2 separate regions of the Mus musculus genome follow, and region 1 is linked to region 2. Evidence: chromatin loops called from intact Hi-C (ENCODE). Cell type or tissue: left cerebral cortex. All regions are shown on one strand. Each heading gives the region's core, and the rest is flanking DNA. Links, peaks and the distances in the headings are about the cores only.

What was found. Peaks named below come from ENCODE experiments on the same cell type or tissue, not always from the same donor. Only the 100,000 strongest peaks of a DNase experiment are listed, where the experiment ranks them.
Region 1: a loop joins it to region 2, with 8 times the contacts of the local background. A loop is called at or near these places in 20 of 42 quality-filtered maps.

What each region holds. Positions count from the first base shown.
Region 1 is chr13:64,364,310-64,372,636 of GRCm38, reverse strand. It overlaps Ctsl (cathepsin L), which reads left to right and starts at 2,117. Exons shown (of 8, transcript NM_009984.4): 1 at 2,117-2,401; 2 at 3,473-3,609; 3 at 4,399-4,521; 4 at 4,631-4,777; 5 at 5,545-5,769; 6 at 5,996-6,158; 7 at 7,315-7,432. The coding sequence starts at 3,484. In left cerebral cortex, for the core only: no CTCF peak of the experiment used is centred there; DNase peaks (open chromatin) are centred at 2,217, 3,359 and 8,194; H3K4me3 peaks cover 2,263 bases; H3K27ac peaks cover 1,272 bases.
Region 2 is chr13:64,428,797-64,437,123 of GRCm38, reverse strand. It overlaps Cdk20 (cyclin-dependent kinase 20), which reads right to left and starts at 4,571. Exons shown (of 8, transcript NM_053180.2): 1 at 4,454-4,571; 2 at 4,034-4,147; 3 at 818-1,006; 4 at 510-631; 5 at 296-358. The coding sequence starts at 4,528. 1700015C15Rik (a long non-coding RNA gene) reads left to right here and starts at 4,688. Exons shown (of 3, transcript XR_873594.1): 1 at 4,688-4,770; 2 at 5,719-5,873. In left cerebral cortex, for the core only: CTCF peaks have their summits at 4,287 (motif pointing right) and 7,593 (motif pointing left); DNase peaks (open chromatin) are centred at 4,701 and 7,597; H3K4me3 peaks cover 1,432 bases; H3K27ac peaks cover 1,050 bases.

The DNA.
Region 1 (8,327 bases), core at 209-8,208, 65 kb after region 2:
CTTATTATTTTTTCCATAATGAATACTCTTTTCATTGTTGTCTTATGAAATGGGTCTCAGTATATAGCCTTGGCTGGCCCTCACTATGTAGACTGGGCTCAAGAAATCACAGAGATCTGCTTGGCTTGACCTCGAGAGTGCTCGAATTTAAGCATCTGCCACCAGGCCCAGTATGAATATGCTTTTTAAAGTTTTTTTGGGGTTTTTTTGTTTGTTTGGTTGGTTGGTTTTTTTTCGAGACAGGGTTTCTCTGTGTAGCCCTGGCTGTCCTGTAACTCACTCTGTAGACCAGGCTGGCCTCGAACTCAGAAAATCGCCTGCCTCTGCCTCCCAAGTGCTGGGATTAAAGGCGTGCACCACCACGCCTCTTAAGACACTTTTTAAAAACTCATGTTGCAGCTAGGTATGGTGATGCACACCTTTAATCTCAGCACTAGGGAGGCAGAAACAGATTTATTTGAGTTCCAGGACAGCCCAGTCTACAAAGGGAGTTCCAGGACAGCCAGGAAATCAAAAATCCTGTCTCAAAAAACAACCACAACAACAAAAGCCTCATTTTCGGGGAGGTGTACATGTGCCAACAGCACATACAAAAGTCAGAGAACAACTTTTGGCTCTCTTCTTTCACCATATAGATCTCTGAGATTGAACTTAGGCTTGGGTTCAGGCAACTCTTTAACACTAAGCAATCTCACCAAGCCCTGAACGTGATCTTTTAAATCACTTTTAAAAAAATACTTCTTTTAGGGCCAGGAGGTAGTGGCGCACTCCTTTAATCCCAGTACTTGGGAGGCAGAGGCTGGCGGATCTCTGTGAGTTTTGAGGACAGCCTCATCTATAGAGCAAATTCCAGGACAGCCAAGGCTACACTGAAAACCCTGTCTCAGAAAATATTTTAAATACTATTATAAAAGACATTACAAGTCAGGCAGTAGTGGCGCACGCCTTTAATCCCAGCACTTGGAAGGCAGAGACAGGCGGGTTTCTGAGTTCGAGGCCAGCCTGGTCTACAGAGTGAGTTCCAGGACAGCCAGGGCTACACAGAGAAACCCTGTCTCAAAAACAAAAACAACAACAAAAACAAAACAAAAAAAAAGACAATACAAATTTTTAAAAATCACATACTGAAATTAACCAAACTCAAATATTATAAAGCTTCTAAACAGAATAGCCAATAAAAAAAATCTTATATGGCTAAAAAAAAATTACACTTTACCGAATTATTTTCTTTCAATCTTACCTATACCTGTATATATATTTTTTCTCTATCCAAGTAATTTCTTCAAGCTACACAACTACAGCCTTCTATTAAATATTACTCTTCTTGAGTGAGGAAGAGGAAACTAAAGCGGATAGCTCGGAGATAGCTTTAATCCCGGCTCTTGAGAGGCAAAACCAGGATGCCTGTGATTGCCTGGTCTACATTATTAAACCCTATAACCCCTATCTCAAACACATACTTATATCTTTTCCAGCGAATTTATCAAATTCCAGAAGTGGCGCATGCCTTTAATCCCAAAACTTGGGAGGCAGAGGCAGGCGGTTCTGAGTTCGAGGCCAGCCTTGGTCTCCAGAGTGAGTTCCAGGACAGCCAGGGCTACACAGAGAAACCCCGTCTCGAAAAGACAAAAAAAAAAAAAAAAAGGAAAAAGAAAGAAAAAAATTGAAAGTAAGAAAAACAATTCATAATGTAAAGTAGGAAAACAGTCTCCATCGTTCTCAACCGCTTTTTTTCTTTTCTTTTCTAGCCACCATCCTACAACCCCACCCCCACCGCCGCGTCCCCGCCTGCCACGAAAAGAATTTCTACCAGACTTGAGAGAAATGCTCCTAAGGAACAATCCATGTATAGGTAAGGCAGGAAGTGCGGCGTTAGAAGCCACGTGCTGATCTAAATTCTATGGACACCCGTCCAGCCAGACCCTGGAGAGGTGACTCTGTCCTCCGCTCTGTCTTCTTCCACTTACATCAGCATTGTTGTGGGTTAAACAGAAACCACGGGTTATGCAACTCTCCACCCTGCACATTTTAATCTACAACTTTCATACAAAAGGAAAGGTATGGCTGAGGTGGAAATTCCACAGCAGGCCTTTTTTTTCCTACGCTTTTCTTACAGAACCAAGGCACCACGCTGGCGTGGACCCTCCAAAGTGGATCAGCCTCGCCCCAAGGCTTGCACCACAGGACAGGTTACGACCCGGCGGCGTCACGCGCCCGGACTCCCGCAGGCTCCGCCCCGAGGCAGGCATAGCCAATGACGGGGCGGGGGCGGGCCCTGTCGGGGCTGTAGCCTGAGAGGCTTTAAAGCCTGAGCCCGGCGCTGTTCCTCCAGATTCTCGGACCTCGGCGACCTCCGGGGATCCGAGTTTGCAGACTTCTTGTGCGCAGCTAGCCGCCTCAGGTGAGTGACCCCCGCGGGTTTAAAGGCTTCCCGAGCAAGGGCAGGTAGGGGAATCTAGAATGTGGGAACCATAGCATCTGCAACCCGGACTGGAGACCCCCGGATGGGCCAGGATCTCGAGGATGTGTCCTCGGCCTCCCCGAAGTGATAGGCCCTTGTTGTCGAGCGGGGTCTTCATCAGGTCATGTGACTCCGGGCTGCCGGGACCCGTAGGGACAGCGGGACCCCCTCAAGCTGGTCACGGGACCCAGGGCTCCTTGTGCCGCCATAACATTCGCGGGCGGTGGCCGCGAGCGCGGAGCGGACGCCCATCCCCCTCTCCCCCGGACGGGCCCAGCTTGGCCCCTAACCCGAACTGAGATCGCATAAGGAGGCATCGCCTTGAGGCTTCAGTTCGCCTGATGTGCAGCTGTGCGTTAAAGTGTGTGGTGGCAACCCACCCTCTGGGTACTCCTGTATGCCCACTTGGGGTCACTAATACTTGTCAATAAATGACCTGGACCCAGTTGTCCTCTTAAGATTCTGACGCATACAATATCGGAAGACTTAAGACTACCGTGGCGCTATAATAAGAGAAAGTGGGGGGGGGGCTGTCGAGATGGTTCAGCGGGTAAGAGCACTGACCGCTCTTTCAAAGGTCCTGAGTGCAAATCTCAGCAACCACATGGTGGCTCACAACCACCCATAATGAGATCTGACACCCTCTTCTGTGCGTCTAAAGTCAGCTACAGTGTACTTATGTATAATAATAAATCCTTAAAAAAAAAAAAGCAAGAGAAAAGGGTTTACCCCTGTTCCAATGACTACTAGGCTGTTTTTGTTTCAGTAGCTAGAGTCTAGGAACCTCCAAAGATTAATTCCTGACTTGTTTTTCTCCACTCATAATCACATTTGTTAACACGTGCAAGGATGCTTCAACTCAGAACGGTTTACTGCTGGGCTGGTGGCTCATGGATCCCTAAACTTGAGAGATGGGTCATTGAAAAAGTTTAAAGCCTAAACTACATGAGAAACTGTCCTTAAAAGAGAAAGCTTCCGTGGGATTCTCATTTCCTCTTTTTCCTTCCCTAGGTGTTTGAACCATGAATCTTTTACTCCTTTTGGCTGTCCTCTGCTTGGGAACAGCCTTAGCTACTCCAAAATTTGATCAAACCTTTAGTGCAGAGTGGCACCAGTGGAAGTCCACACACAGAAGACTGTATGGCACGGTTTGTAGTGTTTACATTGTCTAGAGAGAATGGTCTTCCTTGCCCTTGGAAGTGTTTGTTTGGTTGGTTGGGTTTTGTTTTTGTTTTTCCAAGTCAGTGCTTCTCTGTGTGTCCCTGGCTGTCCTGGAACTTGTTCTGTGGACCAGGCTGTGAACTCAGTGCTAGGATTTAAGTCATGTGCCACCACTGCCCACCTCTTTCTCCCCCCACAACCCCCCTCTCTAACCCTCAGAAGTTTATAGCCAGAGAGTAGTCTCTAGAGGCCAGCTCTTAGCAGGAATAGCCCAATCATACATCCATTGTGAGCAGAGTAGAGCACATACATCCCTTTGTGTGTTTTCGGGAGGAGTGGTGCCTTTCAGAGTGTGTAGCTGTTCCTGTTCCAGTAGATCCATTTGGTCAGATGGATTGGTTTTTTTATTTAAGATTTAGTTAGTGAGATATATGTCACTCGTGATATATACCACACTTATGTCTGGGTATTGTGTACATTCTGGAACTAGTTAGAAAGTACCATATGGCCGGGCAGTGGTGGCACACTTGGGAGGCAGGGGCAGGCAGATTTCTGAGTTTGAGGCCAGCCTGAGCTATACAGAAAAGAAACCCTGTCTCAAAAAAAGTAACATATGTGAGTGCTGAGAATTAAACCTGAGTCTTCCACAAATGGTCTTAAACACAGCCATCTCTCCAGCACCATCTCTGCCTCTGGAATTAAAAGCCTGTGCCAACATCTGGCTCCCCCTGTCTATTAACAAAAAATGAAAACTGCCAGTTCTGTGCTTGCTCTAGAATGAGGAAGAGTGGAGGAGAGCGATATGGGAGAAGAACATGAGAATGATCCAGCTACACAACGGGGAATACAGCAACGGGCAGCACGGCTTTTCCATGGAGATGAACGCCTTCGGTGACATGGTGAGTGGGGACATGATGCGAACTCTTGAACTCTTGAGCCCTCTCCTCCATTTTCTTTCTACAAAGTTATCTCACCTTTTCTACTTTTTTTTTTCTCCCTTCCCGGAAGACCAATGAGGAATTCAGGCAGGTGGTGAATGGCTACCGCCACCAGAAGCACAAGAAGGGGAGGCTTTTTCAGGAACCGCTGATGCTTAAGATCCCCAAGTCTGTGGACTGGAGAGAAAAGGGTTGTGTGACTCCTGTGAAGAACCAGGTATGAGGGCTGGGAGAAGTCTTGAGTTTGATCCCCAGGGTCCACACTTGGAAGAGACTCGAGGTGGGGGAGGGGCGGGAGTGCAGCATCACTAAAGATAATGATTTGATTACCCTCCCCCAGCAGCCATCAACTGGTAGTAACTCCTGAGAGGAGCCAGGCCCCATGAGACTCTGTCCTCTGTGCTTTAGCCTTGACCACAGTGTTTTGTTTTGTCTGCTCTTTTGGATCCTGAATGAGACAGGATCTCACAATACTAGCCCAGCCCAGCCCAGCCTGGCCTCAAACCCAGGATCCTCTTGCCTTAATCTCTCTAGTGGATTGCAGGCATACATTGCCCTACCCAGATTCCTGTCTTACTGTTTTTTTGTTTTGTTTTGTTTTGTTTTTTTCGAGACAGGGTTTCTCTGTATAGCCCTGGCTGTCCTGGAGCTCACTTTGTAGACCAGGCTAGCCTCGAACTCAGAAATCCGCCTGCCTCTGCCTCCCAAAGTGCTGGGATTAAAGGTGTGCGCCACCACGCCCGGCTTGTTTTTTTTTTTTAAGTATGAATATATCTGGGGGTGGGGAGAGATGTGGCACACACTTTTAATCCCATCACTTGGGAGGCAGAGGCAGGAGGATCTCTGAGTTCAAGGCTATACTGTCTACAGGGCGATTTCTAGGCCATCCAGGGCTACATAGAGACCTTGTTTCAAACAAACAAAAAGTGTGCATGTATAAAGGCTGTTGTGCTGTTTCTCTTACAAGCCTTTTTCTCTCTTCAGGGCCAGTGCGGGTCTTGTTGGGCGTTTAGCGCATCGGGTTGCCTAGAAGGACAGATGTTCCTTAAGACCGGCAAACTGATCTCACTGAGTGAACAGAACCTTGTGGACTGTTCTCACGCTCAAGGCAATCAGGGCTGTAACGGAGGCCTGATGGATTTTGCTTTCCAGTACATTAAGGAAAATGGAGGTCTGGACTCGGAGGAGTCTTACCCCTATGAAGCGAAGGTAATTGGTTTGTTTTATCCTGGCTTTGTTTTCAGAAAAGGAAGCATTACCAGATGTGGTTTTCAGAGTTCATACTTTAGTGGGTAACTCACAGCATTCTAGTTCAAGGGATGGTTTCTGAGTATTGGCCTCACACGGCGTGAGCTGCAAGTCACTGTTTTGTTTCTAGAGCTCATGTTCTAAGAGGTAAACAGTTGTGATCAAGTCTCCCCCTTAACTTTCAAAGGACGGATCTTGTAAATACAGAGCCGAGTTCGCTGTGGCTAATGACACAGGGTTCGTGGATATCCCTCAGCAAGAGAAAGCCCTCATGAAGGCTGTGGCGACTGTGGGGCCTATTTCTGTTGCTATGGACGCAAGCCATCCGTCTCTCCAGTTCTATAGTTCAGGTAATGGTCAGAATTAGCACCTCCCTGACTTTGGCGATTTATGTTGGGGGAGGGGTGCGTGCAGATGCCCTTGGGAGTCCTGAAGCATCAGACCCCCTGGTGCTGGACTGAGGTAGTTGTATGCCATCTGTCTAATATGGGTTCTGGAACCAAACTCAGGTTCCCTGTAAGAGCAGGGAATGCACTTAACTGCTGAGACCGCTCTCTCCAGCACCCTCTGCTTTTCAGTGTTTTAATGCATTGGGGGTGGGGGGAGATGATTAGAGGACAACTTGCAGGAGTCATTTCTTCCCGGTGTGTGTGGCTTCCAGAATCAGACCCTGAGCCTTGTTAACAAGTTCCTTTCCCTGTTGAGCCATCTCACCATCTGAAATATTTCTTTTACTATTGTGACTTACTCTATAGATAGAACATAGTTTACATAAATCTTCTCCAACATATGGATTTTTTTCCAAGAGATTTTTTTTTTATTGCTATAATTAGGGCCTTAAAGAACCTGTGGTTCAGCTGTAAGGCTGAAGGGGGAGGGAGGGAAAGAGGGAGAGAGCTTTTCTGTCTATAAACTTTTTCTTTAGATTTAAGAGTAGCAAGGATTATGGTTATTAATCTGGCTAGAAAATGGATCCTACCATTATAGGCTTTAAAACAATAGAATATTTTTTTAATTGAGGGGAGTGGGGATGTAGCTCAGGTAGTTTTTCCCCAGCATTCTTTAAACCCTGGTTCAGTCTTGGCACTACATAAACCAGGCATGGTATTCATTCCTGTAATCCCAACACTTAGGAGGCAGAGACAGGAGGGTCAGGAGTTTACCCCATCCTTGGCTACATAGCAGGTTGGGAGAGGAGCTTGGACTACAGAAAACTCCATCTTAAATATTGTGATAGGATTTCACTGTCACCTTGCCTAGCCTGGAACTCTGTGTATGGCAGGCTGGCCTTGAACTCAAAGAGAGCTGTCTCCTCCTGAGTTCTGAGAATGAGTCATGTACCACCACACCCAGCATAGTCACTACTGGTTTTTGACTATTATCTTCACAGCTTGGGATCTGTGAAGCTACAGAATTTTGAGATACAGTCCTGTTGTGGGGGATAGAATGGGCTTCTGTCCTGTGGTGACAGCAACCTCTTATTTAGTGTTCATTTTTCTCTGCCAGGCATCTACTATGAACCCAACTGTAGCAGCAAGAACCTCGACCATGGGGTTCTGTTGGTGGGCTATGGCTATGAAGGAACAGATTCAAATAAGAATAAATATTGGCTTGTCAAGAACAGGTAAGAGACTCTAAATGTTATACTTTAATTGAAAAGAGTATTCATTGGGGGGAATCAATATGTAGATGCAAGTCCACAGATGTTTAAGTTTTAAAATCCTGGAAGCTGTTCTCAGTCAGCGTGAAAGCCCTGCATTTAAGATTCTAAAGTAAGCTTGTTGGGGAGACCTACATGTATATGTAATGGTGAATTTCCAAACTTGGCTCCAAAATTTCAGTAAGGCTGTATGATTTCAGCATGCTCTTTTTTTTTCTCTAGTTTTCAACAAGGAATAACCAGCAGAAAGTACAGCTTGTGTGCCTCCCTGCATTATCTGCATTTTGTTGTCATATCTCAGAACCTTTTAAAGCCTGTCAGGATTAATTTTCACAACTATCTTTCATTGAGATGTAATGGGAAGTGGAAACATACTCTTCTATTAAGCTCCCTAGTTTGCCTCATTTTCCTCTTAAAAGAGGGAGCTAAGTCTATAGCATAGTTGGCAAAGTGCTTGCCTACAATGCACAAAACTCTGGGTTCAATTCCCAGCACGGCATACAACCTGGCATGGTTATCCCAACACTGGCCTTAGTGTCATGCTTTTAGAAAATTGGTGGCATTAACCTTGGTTACACACAACCCTGTCTCAAAATAAGTGAGGGGCTTGGGCAATGACTCGGTGGATAAGGTACTTGCCACTCAGTCATGAGGACCTATATATGCTTGGATTCCTACCACTCACATATGGGCTGCATAACACAACTGTAACCCCAGTTCTGGGCACTAGGGGGCTGTGAGCTCCAGGTTCAGTGAGCCACCCCTATATCAAAAAAAGTAAGAGCGTGATAGAGGAGGGTAGCAGTGTCTGCCTCCTGCTTCCATGCAGTTGAATGAGTTGAAGACCCACAGGAATGAG
Region 2 (8,327 bases), core at 101-8,100:
TCTCCCTAGTCCCCCAAAATGCTGAACCCTCATACCTAGGGACCCAAGCTTCACTTTAGCTCACAACTATCTCATCCTCAATTCAGATGACAAAACATACTACATGCCTTGTACCCCAGACTACCTTACCCCATTCCCAGAAGCCTCTCACCTGAGACTAGCCTCCTAACCCTCCCCACACCAACTCAGAAACATCAGCGTGAAGAACACAGATCCAAAGCTGCTCAGACTACTCTCTAACCAGACAGAACATCCCCACAGCCCACATGACCCTCACCTGCCCCAAGTATCTCACCATAGGTCAACGCCCTGGTCATACTGCCGAGCGCCATACAGGAGTTCAGGAGCTCGGTACCACCTGGGGGAGGGGAAAAAGGGGTTGAGATCACAGCTGGATTGTGCTGGTCTGATAAGAAGCTACATCCCAGGCCCACAGCCCATGCCTGGACAGAAGGTGCAGACGTATCTCTTCCCCAGTGAGAGGGCTGGCAGGGATAGAGCCCCACTACCTGGTGGCCACCTGATGTGTGTAGAGGCGACCACCATCCGGAGAGAAGACCCGGGCCAGGCCAAAGTCAGCTATCTTGAGCTGGCCTGAGGCACTGATGAGCAGGTTAGCAGGCTTCAGGTCCTGTGCATACAAAAAAGAAGCATCAGTCCCCTGTACCTAGTCAGGGCTTCGGGACAGGGGGATAGGCAGCCAGGCCCCCATTTCCTTTAGAGCCATACCTCTGGCTGCTTACTTCAAGACCCTCTGACTGCACCCTCTTCAAGGACTAGCTCACCCCGGCCCAACAAAGCCCATACTGGTACTAACCCGATGCACAATGTTGTTGGCATGGCAAAACGCAACACCTTTGAGCAGCATCTGCAGGTAGCTCTTGACTTGTGCTGGGGCCAGGGGCCTCTGGGCATGGCGCACCACCTCTGCCAGGTCCGACAGCATAAATTCGAAAGCCAGCACAAAGCCCGCACCATGTGGGAACACAGCCTTCAGCTGCACCACCTGAGGACAGACATCCCATAAGCCTCCAGAGTCTAGACTGGCCTCCAGCCCTCCTTGGCTCCCACCCCGCTACCAGCAGCACCAATAGCCCAGGCCCTGACAGAAGACCTGGCTAGGCTGAAACAGGGACCAGGGAGCTCAGGGCTCATAGTGCTCTGCTATCCAGAGATAAGATGGCCTCTACTCTCCCACTAATTAGGGAAAAGATCAGGTGACTTAGTGGACAGCAGCAAGCATTCCACTGCTCAACCCATCCTATCCACATGGCACATCACCTAGAGAGGTACACTCAAGTACCAACTGTCACCCATTACCTCTAGGACCAGGAAATCCCAGCAACCTGGGAACAGAACCAGAAATCGCATCTCCCCCAGTGTTGGAACAATGAAGGCACATCAGACACCATAGTTGCCGATATCTTAAGGCCCAGGTTGCACAGGGCAGTGAGCTAGGATGCAAGGACTTGAGGAGCTTAGAAAACAGGGAATAAATGGAAGGTATAGGACTAGAAGGCGGTGGGACTGTGAGAGAGCAAAGGAAGTGTGTATACTTTATTTAGAAGGGGTTTGGTCACCGGGCAGTTGGTGGCGCATGCCTTTAATCCCAGCACTTGGGAGGCAGAGGCAGGCGGATTTCTGAGTTCAAGGCCAGCCTGGTCTACAGACTGAGTTCCAGGACAGCCAGAGCTATGCAGAGAAACCCTGTCTCAAAAAACTAAAAAAAAAAAAAAAAAAAAAAAAAAAAAAAAAAAAAAGAAGGAGTTTGGTCAGAGGTAGGTCTGGGGAGGAGGTCTGAGCATGGAAAACAGAAACAAAAAAGTACAAGGGCCAAAGACTAGCAGAGATGGCTAGAGGGACAAGAAGTAAGTGTCTTTTTGGAAAGGACTTGAACTCACCATGTAGAAGAAGATGACCTAATACTCTGCATCCTTCTGCCTCCACTCCCTAAGTGCTGGGATTACAGGTGTGAACCACAAAGTCCAGCTGAATAGTAGTACATCCTTTAGGGGATGAACATGTCTATTCTGTCCCGTGCTCCTGCAACCTATATGGATGCTAGTTCCTGAAGGGATGCCTAAGAAGAGGTAGCTAGTGAAGAAGATAGAAAGACTGGGGACAAATCTACTCCATGTTTTTTGCATGCATCTGTGTGTTTGGATGTACCCATGGCTGAAGTCATGGGTCTTCTCTCCTTTTTTTTAAAGATTTATTTATTTATTATATGTAAGTACATTGTAGCTGTCCTCAGATACTCCAGAAGAGGGCATCAGATTTCGTTATGGATGGTTGTGAGCCACCATGTGGTTGCTGGGATTTGAACTCGGGACCTTCGGAAGAGCAGTTGGTGCTCTTAACCACTGAGCCATCTGGTCAGCCCTGAGTCTTCTCTTTAATTGCTCTCTACATTATGTGTCGAGGCAATGTATTCCTATTGAATTCAGAGCCTTCCCAATACACTAATCTGACTAACCAGCTTGCTCCAGGGGTCTCCTGTCCAGTACCTTATAAGTACTGGACTCACAGGTGGAGTATCGCACCCACCTGACATTCACCTGGATTAACAGTTCCCACCAAGCCATTTCCCCATCCCCTAGTTTTTTGGTTTTTGTTTGGTTTTGTTTTTGTTTTTTTTTTAATGAAAACTTGGGACTAGAGAGACAGTTCAATGGTTAAGAGTACTTGACGCTCCTGGAGAGGACCCAGATTTGGTTCCCAGCATCCACATAGTGGCTCACAACCATCCGTCTCCAGTTCCAGGGAATATGATGCCCTCTTCTGGCCTCAATGGGCACAAGGCACACACACAGTACACACACATAAACACATGCAAAATGTTCCTACGCATAAAGTTAAATATAAATTAATTAACCAGGTAAAATGGCAACGTCAGGACGGCTGTCAATCATCAGCATCCTTATGGGTCTTGAACCACCTGTCCCACACATAAGCTGCCTGGAAAGCCCTTTTATTTTCAACAACAACAAAAAGGAACCACCTTAGTGAAGGTTTTATTTTGGCAGTAAACCAGCATTGGAACAAATAAAAATACACACCTACATTCAGACAGTACACATGTTACACACAGTACACATATATAAACACATATCTCATGTTATAAAGATGAGGTATGAACACATATCTCATCTGCAGTAAATTTTGAGGCACACACCACTACACTTCACAATACAGGAGCACACAAACTGATTCCATCACACATAAGCTCTCAGGAATCAGACTGAGACCAATTCCTCAGTGTCACTAGTGCTGTGTACAGGCCAGAATTTTTAGGAGGCCCCAGGGGCATTCTGGCAGTGTCACTCAGCTGCAGACCCATGAGCTGATGATAAAAGCCAAGCATTCCCCTGTGCTTAACAAAGACCCTGAAGAGAAAGAAAGAAAGAAAGAAAGAAAGAAAGAAAGAAAGAAAGAAAGAAAGAAAGAAAGAAAGAAAGAAAGAAAGAAAGAAAGAAAGAAAGAAAGAGGGAGAGAGAGAGAAAGAGAGAGAAAGAGAAAGGAAGGAAGAAAGGAAGAAAGAAAGAGAGAAAAGCAGGGTGAACGGAGGGTGACCACACATGAAAGTCTTTAAGATATCCTTCAGAACAAAGTAGGGGCTCAACGGGTGCAAACTGCTGAGAAGTCAGCATGGTTAGGGGCATAATTTAATGGCCCAGCACCTGTCTAGCATAAGGAAGGTGGGAGAGCAGGTATAGGAAGGAAAGGAGAAAACAAAAAGAAACACACACAATAGTTAAAGGGGGGGGGATGCATAAACATATGAGCAATGGGTGTGTAAATGAGAGAGAATGGGAGGGTTAAGTACTCAGGTGAGAGTGGATCTGGGAGCATAAATAAGGAGTAAGCAGGAGGGGGCAGAATGGGGATTAGAAAGGACTCCTTTAAAGTGTATACTGGTGAGTAGAGAGGGATGGAAATGAATGAAAGTGGTCGAGAAGCTGCTGTCTTGGAACCTGCCACCGGTCTTGTTCACCCGAGCCCTGCATGACCACCTGAGCCCAGCCCCACTCACATATTGACTGTCCTCTATCTCCTGCAGAGCCTTGATTTCTCTGAGGGCCTGGTTAGGAATACCATCCTCCAGCCGCCGCAAGGCCACCTTCTTGAGGGCAACGATCTCGCCAGTCTGTGCAGGAAAGAGTGCCGACACTGCCAGAGACCTTTGGCAAGGTAGGGGCAGGGAGAGAACACCCCAGGAGCGAGACACCCCACAGAGACCCGCCCCTAAGTCGGGAAGATCTGAACCGACCGCCAGGGGTCGCGCTCCCGCAGTCCGGCCGCTGGAAGCGGGATCGCCACAGATGGGACCCCGCCAAGTATCCTAAAGAGACCTCTGAGGCGCGCCCGCGCGCGCTAGCAGATCTCTACACGGAAAGACTGCAGAGGGAGCGCAGTGGGCATCCCTCGGACTGCACGTGCGGCATGGTCTCACCTCTACGTGCTTGGCTTTGAAGACGATGCCGTGGGCGCCCTCCCCGATGCGACCGAGGATGCAATACTGGTCCATGTCGGCCCGCGGTGCCCAGATCCTACTCTACAGGGATCCAGCATAGGCTCCTGCAAGCGTTGCCTAGCAATAACGCGTCTAGCAGCTGCTCCGTAAAGCACGTGACCGGAAAGACCAGTGCTGAGCTCAGTCAGGAATCTGCATCCCCTCTAGGCAGCACCTTTCCGCAGCCTTCGGCAGTCACTCTATCGTAATCTAACGCTCCAGGACGTGGCCATAGCACCACGTGACAAGAAACGCTGGTGCGTGGGGCTGAGAGGGGCAGGGCTACGCATGTAAAGGGTGTGTTCATTCGCCCAGAGGCGGAGCCTCTGGTAGGGAGGTGGATCTGGTGGAAGACTTCCAGAAACCAGCAAGAGTATCAGGTGGCAGGCACTCACTCAGCCGCTCTCTACATTTAGGCCTCTTTGTAACTGACGCAAATCATTGTTGCAGACAAGCACAGAGCTGAGTCGTGGAGTGTCTTAGTTAGGATTTTACTGCTGTGAACAGACACCATGACCAAAGTAACTCTTATAAGGACAGCATTTAATTGGGACTGGCTTACATGTTCAAAAATTCATCCTTTGTTATCAAAGGAGGGAGCATGGAGCATCCAGGCAGGTATGTTGCAGGAGGAGCATATTCAACTGCAGGCTGCTCGGAGAAGACTCGCTTCCAGACAGCAAGAGTATTAAAACCCACTTCCACAGTGATACACCTACTCTAATAAGACCACACCTGCTAATAGTGCCACTTCCTAGCCCAAGCATATACAAACCATCACATGGAGAATCACTTGGGTCTTTGGTCCCCAAAGGGCATCATGAATCCAAGTACCTTTTTTAAAAAGCTTACTAGCACTGACGATAAAGCTCCTTTGGTGAGGTGCTTGCCTAGAGTGAACAAAAGCCTTTGGTTCGACTCCCTGTACCACCTATGTTGGTTGCTCTAAATCACATCTGCCGTCCCAGTACTTGACAGGGTCTTATTAATCTACACAGTGCGATGCATCCTGCTTAATAAGAGACCTTATCTCAAAATAGAGAGAGGTGTCCACAAGTATATGAGATGACGACCAGCACCCCTACTAATTAGGAAAAATGAAATCAAACCACAATAAGATATCTTACACCCTTTAGGATGATTACTATCAGGAACGTAGATGATAAACCTGATACAGTTGTTCTGACTATAACTCTTGTATCCAGCAGGCCAAGACGAAGAGAATCTCAAGTACGAAGCCAGTATGGACAAGGTTACCTGCTAACATGGTAAAGCTGTGGAGAAATCAAGACAGAAGAGAGGGGAGAAGAACCTACACTAACGTGGGAAGGCAAGGATGCCAAGAAATTACCACTTTTGTGTGCGTTTGTTAAAAAGTGTTTCAGGGGTGGTTGCTCACTCCCTACAATCCCAATACTAGAGAGACTAGGAGTTGCAGGAGGATTGCCTCAGGTTCCAGGCCAGCCTGAGCTACAGTGTGAGACTTTCTCAAACCCAAAAGAAACGAAACTTTTAAATAGAATATGAAACTAGCCAGGCTCTATGGACTGGCTGTGGGACCCTCTTCTCAGGGAATGAGATAAGTGAAAGTTTTTGCCATACCTGTGGCACACACTACGCCTAGGTTTAAATCAGAAAAAGGAAATCCAAGTGTGGACTAGGGGGTAGAGGGAGCGTGAGGGGGCAGAAGCCCAGGAATTTGAGCTTATCCTTGATTGTATGCTGAGTGTAGCTTTCATTGGCTAATTACCTCTGAATTAAGGAGATTGTAGCATTGATATCCAAAACTAATACACTGGGGTTTTGTTTGTTTGTTTGTTTATTGTTTGAGACAGGGGCCACACAGTATTACTCTAGCTGACCTGAAACTCACTCTGTAAACCAGGCTGGCCTCAAACTCACAGATGTCCACCTGCCTTTGACTCCCAAGTCCTGGGATTAGACAAGACTATTCTCTTTGAAAAGTTTGTCTCACCCAATATTGTGAGTTCCAGACCTTTGCTGAAGCCTTTCCGCTTTCCAAAGGGACATTGGCCCACTTGCCTTGCCCTTCTTCTCAATTCCCTCTGCCTTGCTAAAAAAAAAAAAAAAGTTAAATTACATTCCTAAAGCAAGCCACCAAGGTCTGGTTCCTTCTTGGCCAATTCTTCCTCCTGAGGCTGCTACCAGTGTCCAGCTATCAAAGTATTAAAGTCGGGAATTAAAAGCCCCCTTTGGCTCACCTAATTAACATGTCCAATTAAAATTAAACACCCCATCCTAATATGGGTTTTTCCCTTTACCTTTATAAACCACCATTTGCCTATGGGCCATGTCTGTCTTTTCTCTATCCAAAAGCAGTCCTTTGTCATCCTGGGACAAATATACTTGCCTCCTCTCCCCCTCTTCTCCTTCGTCCTCTATCTCCTGTCTTTGTCTCTTATCCCCTGCCCTCTGGGGTAAATAAATCTTCGTGTTAAGAATTTGGGGTCCTGAGGCAATAACTTCCCTTTCACTGTCAACGGATGTCAGTATCGTGAGCTGAATATGTATAAAGTTCTAAAAGAGTTTTTAAAGGGAAAGAAAAACTTCTTATACTTAAAAACAGAAAGCATCATCAGCCCCCTTCCAGGTAGTGCAGCCTGTGATTTCAGCACTTTGGGATGCTGAAAGGCAGAAAGATCATGAGTTCAAAACCAGCCTGTACTACAGAGTTCAATGTCTCAGTAGCTGAGAGAATTCTAAGAAAGAAGGGAAATCAGTTTTCTCCAGGGAGAAGTCCCCTAATAGGCTATCCAGTCCAATTGGTCACTCCTATACATATAAGCAAAACTAAATGAGTTTGTGTGTGTGTGTGCGTGTGCGCACGCTCATGTACATATGTGTATATGTGTAACAATAATAATTAAAGAAGAGGTCATGAATTTAAGAGGGAGTAAGAGGAGACAGAAGAAATTGGAGATGAAATGATGTAAATACAGTACTCATTGTATGAAACTGTCAAAAAAACAAACAAAAAATACATTTAATTAAAAGAAGAAAAAAAAAAGTACTGTCCTGACTGGCAGTAGAGATCAGAGAAAGGCAAGGTGTTCTGCTGACACCTAGTGTCTGAAGCATGGAAGGCCTAAGCAGACAGAACTCAGAACAGCGTTTATCACCTGCCTGTTCCTTAGTCATTCTGCTTTGTTTCTTTATATGAGAGAGAGAGAGAGAAAAACACAGAGAGAGAAACACAGAGAGAGAAAAACACAGAGAGATAAACAGAGAGAAAAACAGAGAGAGAAACAGAGAGAGAGAAACAGAGAGAGACAGAGAATGAGAGACAGAGAGAAACAGAGACAGAGACAGAGAATGAGAGAGACAGACAGAGAGAGAGACAGAGAATGAGAGAGACAGACAGACAGAGAGAGACAGAGAGAGAGAGAGAGAGAGAGAGAGAGAGAGAAGGATCCAGTGAGACGGCTCAGCAGGTAAAGGTGAGTGCCACCAAACCTGTCAACCTGAGTTCCATCCCCAGGCCCACATGATAGAAGGAGAGATTGAATCCTTCAAGCTGATCTCTGACCTCCACACATGTGCTATGGTGTGAGCCAACATCGATGAATACATAAGTTAAAATGTAATAAAAAAATTAAAGAAGCAATTTGTAATCAGTATTTATTGTTTCTTTGAAAGTAAGTGAAATTATCCTCCAGGGGTGGTGGTGCCTTAAATCCCAGCACTCAGATTTCTGCAAACAGATTTCTGTGGGCTCAAGGCCAGGCTGGTCCTTCAAAGAGAGTATCAAGCTACACAGTGTCTTTTTTTTTTTTTAGATTTATTTATTATTATA